Linked DNA regions of Homo sapiens: regions 1 and 2 are each linked to region 3. Evidence: chromatin contacts called from ENCODE Hi-C or POLR2A ChIA-PET data. All regions are on one chromosome and are shown on one strand. Each heading gives the region's core, a stretch centred on a gene start or an enhancer-like site at or near the end of the contact. The rest is flanking DNA. Distances are from core to core; before and after follow the strand shown. Region 1 overlaps CFAP97 (cilia and flagella associated protein 97). Region 2 overlaps SNX25 (sorting nexin 25). Region 3 overlaps SORBS2 (sorbin and SH3 domain containing 2).

Region 1 (3,056 bases), core at 82-2,581, 430 kb before region 3:
GAACCCAGGAGATGGAGGCTGCAAGGAGCCAAGATCACGTCACTGCACTCCAGCCTGGGTGACAGAGCGAGATAGTCTAAATAAATAAATAAAATAAAGTTACTCCTGTATACTAGCAGACAAAGCACAGAAGAGGATAATTTTATTTTTTACTTATTTATTGAGACGGAGTTTTGCTCTTGTTGCCCAGGCGAGTATCTTGCCTCACTGCAACCTCTGCTTCCCGGGTTCAAGTGAGTCTCCTGCCTCAGCCTCCTGAGTAGCTGGGATTACAGGAGCCCTGGGATTATAGGTGCCCACTACCACACCTGGCTAATTTTTTGTATTTTTAGTAGAGATGGGTTTCGCCATGTTAGCCAGGGTGGTCTCCAACTCCTGACCTCAGGTGATCCACCACGCCAGCCTATTTTTCATTGAATGTTTTTATGAACTGCCTTAGGCCAGGTGTGGTGGCTCTCGCCTGTAATCCTAGTACTTTGAGACGCCGAGGCTGGTGGATCACCTGAGGTCAGGAGTTTGAGACCAGCCTGGCCAACATGGTGAAACCCTGTCTCTACTAAAAATACAAAAATTAGCCAGGTGTGGTGGCACAGGCCTGTGATCCCAGCTACTCAGGGGGCTGAGGCAGGAGAATAGCTTGAACTCAGGAGGCAGAGGTTGCAGTGAGCCAAGACTGAGCCACTTACTCCAGCCTGGGCGACAAAGCAAGACTTTGTCTCAAAAAAAAAAAAAAAAAAAAAAAAAAAAAAGAACTGCCTTAAGTTTCTAAATTCATACATGCCTTTTATTTTTAAAACAAAATTCTAACACGAGAACTCCTAACTGGAAAAATTATGCTAACAGGTACAGAAATCATCATTACATTATTTATTTGTTTGTTTCAATTTTTCTACATGAAAAGATGGGCTATTGTCTATTTATTTTCATTTCTCTGAATTTAAAATTTGCTAATGAGCTAGGCGGGGTGTCACACGCTTGTAGTCCCAGCTACTCGGGAGGCTGAGCTGGGAGGATCACTTCAGCCCAGGAGTTCAGCCTGGGTAACACAGCAAGACCTCATCTCCAAAAGCCAACAAAAAAATCCCCCCAAAACAAGAACAACGAAATAACTAAGGACTATTTTATTTACACACATAATCTTAGAAAGTAAAAAAAGGAAAATAAGTTAACTCCATTTAGTTAACTTTAGGCTCCAACCCTGATACTACATTCCTCTAGGAATCTTACTTCCTCCATAACTTTGCTTGAATTACTTCTCTCCCCCAACATTCTTTCACACCTGAGGACACTGACACACATTTAAAAGAATGAAATAATCTCACTTCTTCTTAGAGGGTAAAGTGAAACCATCAACCAAGTATCTTTAACCACCTCTCCTTCTGCTAAGATTGTTCTTATGCTCATTCGGAAAAAAGTTCAAGTGAAAAGAAAGAGATATGGTTTAACAAGAATATTTCTTTCTTTTTTTGAGATAGGGTCTTGCTCTGTCACCCAGGCTGAACTGATCACTTGAACCCAGGAGGCAGAGGTGGAGTGATCACGGCTCTCTGCAGCCTTGACCTCCCAGGCCCATGCAATCCTCCTGCCTCAGCTTCCTGAGCAGCTGGGATTACAGCCATGCATCACCACACCTGGCTAATTTTTTATTTTTTGTAGAGATGGAATCTCACCATGTTGCTTGCCCATGCTTGTCTTGAACTTCTGGGCTCAGGCAACCCTCCTGCCCTGGCCTCCCAAAATGCTGGGATTACAGGCATAAGCCACTGTACCTGGCTAAAAATAATATTTCAGAATTCATGAGTTAAAAAATTACTCCCCTTTTTACAAGTAATAAAATTCTAATTTTATTTAAATTATAATGATAATTGAGGCTGTCTACTGATAAAGTTATCTACTGGATAAAAACACTCTATTGGATAAAATTTTCATTTCTCTGAATTTAAAATTTGCTAATAAGCTAGGCTAATAAGCTAGAATAATTTTTATTCCCTTAATTTTTGTTTGGATGCAATGTTTAATGAGAGGAAGGATAATATCTACCTATTGAAACAAATAATGATGATCTTGAACCTCATCAGGACAGATGAACAGTATGCTTTTAACTCTAGAGCACAGAAGTCAGTTTTATACAATCGTTGCCTTCCTTCTCTACCTTTTCTGCACAACACTACTTCTTTGTCTGGGATTATTTCCATCTAAATAGCCTCTGAATTGCTAACACACTGATGTAAGAGTTCTGGAACAGAAATGCTTTAGTTATCATGTCTGTTAGCCAGCTGAATTGTTCTCTGTCACTGGAGAGAGAGCAAATGAAAGGATATAAATCATCAAAAATATAAAGGAATGAATTCTGTTTTGCAGTATATCTGACACTGAAATAACTACAAAAGTGTGTCTCTGTGTGCTGAACATATGCATGTGTACTTTGAATATTAACAGTCTAGCAAACAGATTAAAAAGTCTATCAGCCTGGGTGCAGTGGCTCACACCTGTAATCCCAGCACTTTAGGAGGCTAAGGCAGAAGGATTGCCTGAGGTCAGGAGTCTGAGACCAGCCTGGGCAACAAAGTGAGATCCCATCTCTACAAAAAAAAAAAAAAAAAAAAAGCATTGGCTCACACTCAAAGAGCAAATGTGGCTCTTTTTAAGGTTGAGTATGAGAAGGCTTGCAGTATGGTTAAGACCATACTTCTGGTCAGGAAGGTAGTATTTAAGACTGTCAAACAGGCTCCAATATAAATAATTAGATTTATATTACAGGCATGAGTCACCAGGCCTGGACTAATAGGATTTTTTAAATAGAAAAATAATCAAAGTCAACGGGCACAGTGGCTCACGCCTGTAATCCCAGCACTTTGGGAGGCAGAGGAGGGAGGATCATGTGGTCAGGAGATCGAGACCATCCTGGCTAACACGGTGAAACCCCATCTCTACTAAAAATACAAAAAATTAGCCAGGCATGGTAGCAGGCGCCTGCAGTCCCAGCTACTCAGGAGGCTGAGGCAGGAGAATCGCTTGAACCTGGGAGGCAGAGGTTACAGTGAGCCGAGATCACG
Region 2 (2,865 bases), core at 284-2,783, 370 kb before region 3:
AGTGAATCCCTTAGTAATGGGTAGAGCTAAACTTAACATTTCTTGCACCTGCTGTTTGCAGGTGTATTAACTGCATTACGTTACCCAGTTTAATTCTTACATCAATCATGGGAGGTAGGGACTGTTATTCTCATGTTGTGGATGGGAAAACTGAGGTTTAGTGAGGTTAAACCATGTGCTCAGGCTATAAAATCAGTGAAAAAACTAAGAATTAAACCCACGTCTCTCTTAATTAACTCTGGAGTCTACACACTTAAACACTTTATTACCCTTTTAATTATTAAAAATTAGTCTGGCCTGATTCAGATTTAAAACAACTTGGGAAGCTTTGGGATGATTCTAGGATCTGCTTAGGACTTAATGTCACTTCAGAGGTCTCAGAATGAACTTGAATGATGTCACAGCTGTCCCTTCTGTGCTCAGGAGGATCTTTACTAATCAAGTAAGGCACCTGGTTGTGACTGCAGACTCTCTCTCAATACAGCATTCCAGGCAGCCGCTGAAAATTCACCGAGTTGGCACATAGCGTGAAACCCATCAGGCATTTTGAGTGAGAACCTAGTAGAATGGCGGTGGTGCCTTTTGGATTCTGCGATCACTTTTTCTGCGGCTGTATTACTCTGTCATCACTGCATTATAACAGCCAGGCATATACTTTTTTAGTCTCTCTGGTAAAAATCAGTGTTTCCCAAACTGTGATTCATTAACACTTAGTTCTGGGAGATGCTTTTAGGTACACTGCAAAAACAAAGAAGAGGAAGCTTGGGAGGCTAGTTTGGTGGTCACATAAGTCTGAAAAAACTAAATTTTTTGTTGTTGTTTGTTTGAGACAGGGTCTCACTGTGTTGCCCAGGCTGGGGTGCAGTGGCACAATTATAGCTCACTGTAGCCTTGACCTCCTGGACTAAAGCAGTCCTCCCACCTCAACCTCCTGAGTAGATAGGATTACAGGCATGTGCCACCACGCCCTGCTAATTTTTAAACTTTTTGTAGAGACAAGGTCTCACTATGTTGCCCGGGCTGGTCTTGAACTCCTGGGCTCAAGTGATCCTCCTACCTTGGCCTCCCAAAGTGCTGGGATTACAGGCATGAGCCACCACACTGTGCCTTGGAAAAACTAATTCTTAAAGCTTTACAACATGTGTTATTAAATTAACATTGTAAGAAATCCTACTGTAAAGAAATCTGCTTAGCTTTTTAATCCAATGTTTTGTAAACATGACTGATTCCTGTATCCCCTTCCTTTTATTTTTAACAATAAGGAGATGTATTCTCTTAAGAAAGAATACACAGTCCAGAGAGAGGACAAGCTCAGGGCTAGGGCAGGCTCCATGTGGAGACCATTGAGCCTCCAGGACCATTTCTCTGTGTTTTTTAGCCCCGTGAGTCGGAAGAGCTTGCGGGCTGTTGACCAGGTGACTGTATCAGTTTTAGGCACCACAGCCACGCAGGATGATACCCAGAAGAAGAAAGTCCCTTTTTGGAGCAAGGAAAATGTGCTCAGAAATGCTTCTGGCAGTGTTCCCCTCACATCTTACTGGCCAGGTTTGGGCAGGTGCCCGTTTGTTACCCGTTGTTGGCATGGGGGACAGGATTTCTGTCATTGGCCTAGGCCAGTCATTTATCTTTCTTGTTTTGTTTCCCTTACCTCATTGTGTGGAGAACTAGGCCAGTCACTTAGAGAGGAGGGAGGTTGTGGGTTCACAACACTTGGCCTGTGTCAAGGTCTTCAAGACAGGGCTGCCTTACCTTTTTAGCCTTCACTTGTATTCCTCTTCTTCAAGCTGAACTACTTGCTGTTCCCGAGTTTACCATTGGGTGGGTGTGCATTCACCCGGGAAGGACTTTGCCTGCATTTTTGTATGTTCAGCTCTACTTGTTAAAGGTCCAGCTCAATTGCCCTTCCATCCAGGCAGCTTCATTATGTTCTTCGTTTCTGCTCAGTAAGCATGCATTTATTGTGGGCAGGAGAGGGAGAGATCTAGGTAATTCCAGGTTTCTGGCTTGGGGGTTAAATGTGTACAGGTGCCCTTTGTGCAGGTTTGGGACGGTGGGATTTAAGGATGTGGTACATGTTGGCCATGTAGATTTTGAGATGCCTGTGGATCTGTCCAGCTGGCGGCTAGGTCTGCAGGCGTGCAGTTTGCAGGAGAGATCAGGGTTAAGCAGGTCAATTTGTTGGTGGTCAGTGTACACGTGACAGTTAAGGCTACAGGGGAATGAGACTGCCGAGAGCAGTAGGATGGCTGAGAAGCAGCGAGTCCAAGCGCAGGCAAGGGAGGAGCAGCCCACCAAGGAGAGAAAGAGCATTTAGAGGCCGTGAGATGAAGAGAGAAGCTCAGAGAGTAAGAGGGAGCAGATGGCCAACAGTATCCAGTGGGGCAGAGAGGTGCAGAGGGAGGACCGAGGGTGTGCCCCGGACTTGGCAACTGGGAGGCCTTTGGAGGTCCATGCCAGTGTGGTTTGGGGGTGGGACTGGAGAGGTTTACAGTGTGTGGCCTGTGCTCTGTAGAAGCCTGGCTGAGAAGGCCAGAAGAGAAAGTGGTACCTAGAGGGGAGTGTGTGTTATGGGATTTTTGTTGTTGTCAGGGAGAGATATTTAAGCACATTTTTAGGTTAAGGGAAAGATGGAAAAGTAGAGAGGAAGGGCCTGAACATCTCAGAGATAGATTGTAATTGATGGAGACATGCCTGGGGGGCAGGATCAGAGCATAGGTGGGGGCATTCGACTTTAGTAGGAGATAAAAATGGGGGCACATGGAGAGAACTTCGTGGAGGTTGGCAGGGAATTAAGGTATTTCAAGCTGGATAGTCTCAAATATTTTGGTAAGCGGGAGACGAAATTAATTACTGATAGTGAGAACT
Region 3 (2,917 bases), core at 297-2,796:
GGCATCCAATGCTTTGTAAAACTGGTTAGTTTCATTTCATTGCTCTTTTGTTAAAATGTGAATACCACTTTAAAAATCAAATTGTTCATTAATGTAAAACAATCAACTTTTAAAGTCCGTATATCCCTTTTTAGTTATCATCATTATAATTCTACTAGTTTAATTCCTTTAACTCAACCCACCTCATCAATCATTTAACTGAACTGTCCCATTGACCATTATGAAAATTTGGTGATTGCTGCAAACCTGCAGCTTCCTGGATCCCACGTCCATGGCTGGAGAACGTATGTTCCTGTGTGGGGCAGCCAGCACCGTCCTTGCTTTTTTTTTTTTTTTTTTTTTTTGAGATGGAGTCTCACTCTGCCACCAGGCTAGAGGTCAGTGGTGTGATCTTGGCTCACTGCAACCTCTGCCTCCCGGGTTCAAGCGATTCTCCTGCCTCAGCCTCCCGAGTAGCTGGGACTACAGGCACGCACCACCGTGCCCAGCTAATTTTTGTATTTTTAGTAGAGACAGGGTTTCACCATGTTAGCCAGGATGGTCTCGATCTCCTGACCTTGTGATCTTCCCGCCTTGGCCTCCTAAAGTGCTGGGATTACAGGCGTGAGTCACTGCGCCCGGCCCCCGTCCTTGCTTTTACCTGTTTCCCAATTTCTCTTTTCCCTTCCTTCATATCTTTCAAACCCTGCCCCTCTTTTTACACACAAATCATCAGTTTTCTATACTGTTCACATCCTGAGGCCAGAATCAATCAAGACTTTTCGTAGCAGAGAAGTTGTGTGTGTCTTATAATGGCGAGTTTTAGAACTTTTCAAAGCTTACCTTTAACAAGAATCACCTCCATGTTAATGTGGATAACTAGGAGACAGTTTTGAGGAAAGCTGACTAATTACAGTACTTGAAATAGTTTATTTTAAAGGCATTTGACTAGTAGGGAATGAGTAGCAAGAACAGTTATCTAAGACGGCTCATCTGCGTCTTTCTGTTTTGGGCGTTAAGCACCATATAACCTTGGGGATGCCTCAGCTTCCCTATCTCTGAAATCAATGAGTTGGACAAGATGAGGGTTAATCGGGTCCCCTCAGGGATTCCATGAAGGATACACATTTCCACAGATGTATTTCCTCTGCTGTGTAAAGGTGTCCGTCATCAGTTTTACACAGAGAGCTGGGACACTGACATTGATTGGTTAATTCTCATGTGTCTCGGTCACGTAAAAAAAAATAATGGTTACAATTCAACTCCATTTTGCAGAATGGTAAACCAAAACCCAAAGATACTGGATAATTTCTTAATACGACAAATAGGTAAAAAACAAACAGAAAAAGAAACAAAATGGTAATTTCGATGTGCACGCTATTGCATGAAAGATTACTATGATGGACTACTTGGCCTACCTTGGCTAAAATCAGCATCTTAATTTTGACGCTGAGGTAGGTGCAAATGTCCTATAAGGTGATGTAAATAGATTATCTGGGGAGACTGTCTTTCGCCCTTTCCCCTTGGTGATGTAACTCAAATGGCAAGTCGCTTAAGCAGAGATTTGTAATGCAGCTGCACTCTGTCGCCACCTAGTGGTGAGCAATGGCAGCAACAAGCTGAGAGTTGTTTCTGCTTTATCTGCCCCTTTTTATCCAAGTTCCCAAGGCTGGAAAAATTTTAAAAGCCTATTTTAAAGGCCGCAGAGTGATGTGGAATAGACAGTCATCTGTTTTCCTAACCATGTTCTTCCCTCCCCACGTTTTAAATTTTTGAGAAAGCATCCCTTGTAAAGCCACCAGCATTTTTGGTCCGTGTCCATTTCTATTTTGACTATCTGTGCAGGCATTTCCATTTCCCCTAACTTCTTAGCAGTTTTAAGATAAATATAGAACAATATACACTTGTGACATTCAGAGAGGCTTACATGAGCTGAACCTAGAAAGATGGCTTTCAACTGACACATTACAATCACTGTGCTGGGCATTTTGAACAAGAATTATATTATGCTTATATTTCCTTGATGAATCTTAAGAGTAGAACAAGAGAAAAATCCAGTGAAGCATGCTGCGGTTTTCATCGTATCCTAAATATGTATTTTTTTCTGTAGCCCTGACTATGTAAGTATTTTTCTGTAGCTATTTTTTAATGTTGTCAAAAACGGATACAAAAGAGACAAGTTTTAAACACATGCTAATTTCCAAAGCCAGAACCAATCACAAGTTGCTGTTCATAAGGAAGCTGGTTTGAAACATCATGGAGTCTGTAACATCAGTAAAATATATACTTTCCGATCTTAGTGAGCTACAGTCTGTTGAAAAGCCGTCTAATTTATCAAAGCTTCTGCAGTTATCTCTGGAGGATTAGCTATATTTAGTATCAAATAATTCTTAAAGAAGGATTGACTGTTACTTTAAACACTAATGCAAAAAAATCTCTGAAAGCAATATAAGCAGTGCTAAAGTGTTTTTATCTTTTTTTATAAAATATTAGTTGTCATATTTGCCCACCAGAATTCGATGAAATTCTCCTAATAATACCACGTTTATGTTTCTAGAGGCTTATTTTTCCTTCTTAAATTATGAAGGTAAAACACAACTTTGCATAAATCTAAAAAAATAGAATATTTATGGTTCACACAAACACACGTGTAATCTGACATACAAATACATAATGTAAAAATCAGGCAAAAAATAAAAAAAAAACCTTAAGGGGAACACAAGCATACCATCTCGTGGACCCACAGGAGGGTTATAGATGGGTCCTTTTCACTGCAAAAGAAGCTTATGTTTTGCTTTGGCTCTGGAAGGCCATTCGGGGGAGTCTAAGAGTCTCTACAAATTGGCATTTCTGTCTCTATGGCAACACAAAGCTCTGCCTCAGCAACAAAATGAGGTCTTCCTATGCAATGCAAAAAGCACAAAGTGGCATGAATGCA

Evidence for each region. A loop is a pair of places that touch in the nucleus more often than their neighbours do. ChIA-PET counts read pairs that join two places held with the same protein, here RNA polymerase II (POLR2A). Pooled maps may share reads with other maps.
Region 1: a pooled map shows a loop between it and region 3 (2.3-fold over the local background). The contact joins two enhancer-like sites. A Hi-C loop is called at or near these places in 4 of 168 maps with a recorded cell type or tissue (CD4-positive, alpha-beta T cell, HCT116, colonic mucosa and 1 more), 3 of 37 single-sample maps with no recorded cell type and 8 of 50 pooled maps.
Region 2: a pooled map shows a loop between it and region 3 (2.1-fold over the local background). The contact joins two enhancer-like sites. A Hi-C loop is called at or near these places in 8 of 168 maps with a recorded cell type or tissue (B cell, OCI-LY7, Right ventricle myocardium inferior and 5 more), 8 of 37 single-sample maps with no recorded cell type and 23 of 50 pooled maps. POLR2A ChIA-PET finds 5 or more read pairs at or near these places in 2 of 52 experiments (OCI-LY7 and activated B cell).

What each region holds. Positions count from the first base shown.
Region 1 is chr4:185,170,265-185,173,320 of GRCh38, forward strand. The region is part of intron 3 of CFAP97 (cilia and flagella associated protein 97); the gene reads right to left. Among named protein-coding and RNA genes, the nearest start is that of SLC25A4, 29 kb to the left of the region's middle. Within about 2 kb of position 1,332, at least 3 of the 41 ENCODE cell types and tissues checked have a DNase peak (open chromatin) inside an H3K27ac peak, as active enhancers do.
Region 2 is chr4:185,225,643-185,228,507 of GRCh38, forward strand. The region is part of intron 1 of SNX25 (sorting nexin 25); the gene reads left to right. Among named protein-coding and RNA genes, the nearest start is that of SNX25, 17 kb to the left of the region's middle. Within about 2 kb of position 1,534, at least 5 of the 41 ENCODE cell types and tissues checked have a DNase peak (open chromatin) inside an H3K27ac peak, as active enhancers do.
Region 3 is chr4:185,596,210-185,599,126 of GRCh38, forward strand. All of the region lies in intron 24 of SORBS2 (sorbin and SH3 domain containing 2), which reads right to left. Among named protein-coding and RNA genes, the nearest start is that of SORBS2-AS1, 9.7 kb to the left of the region's middle. Within about 2 kb of position 1,547, at least 5 of the 41 ENCODE cell types and tissues checked have a DNase peak (open chromatin) inside an H3K27ac peak, as active enhancers do.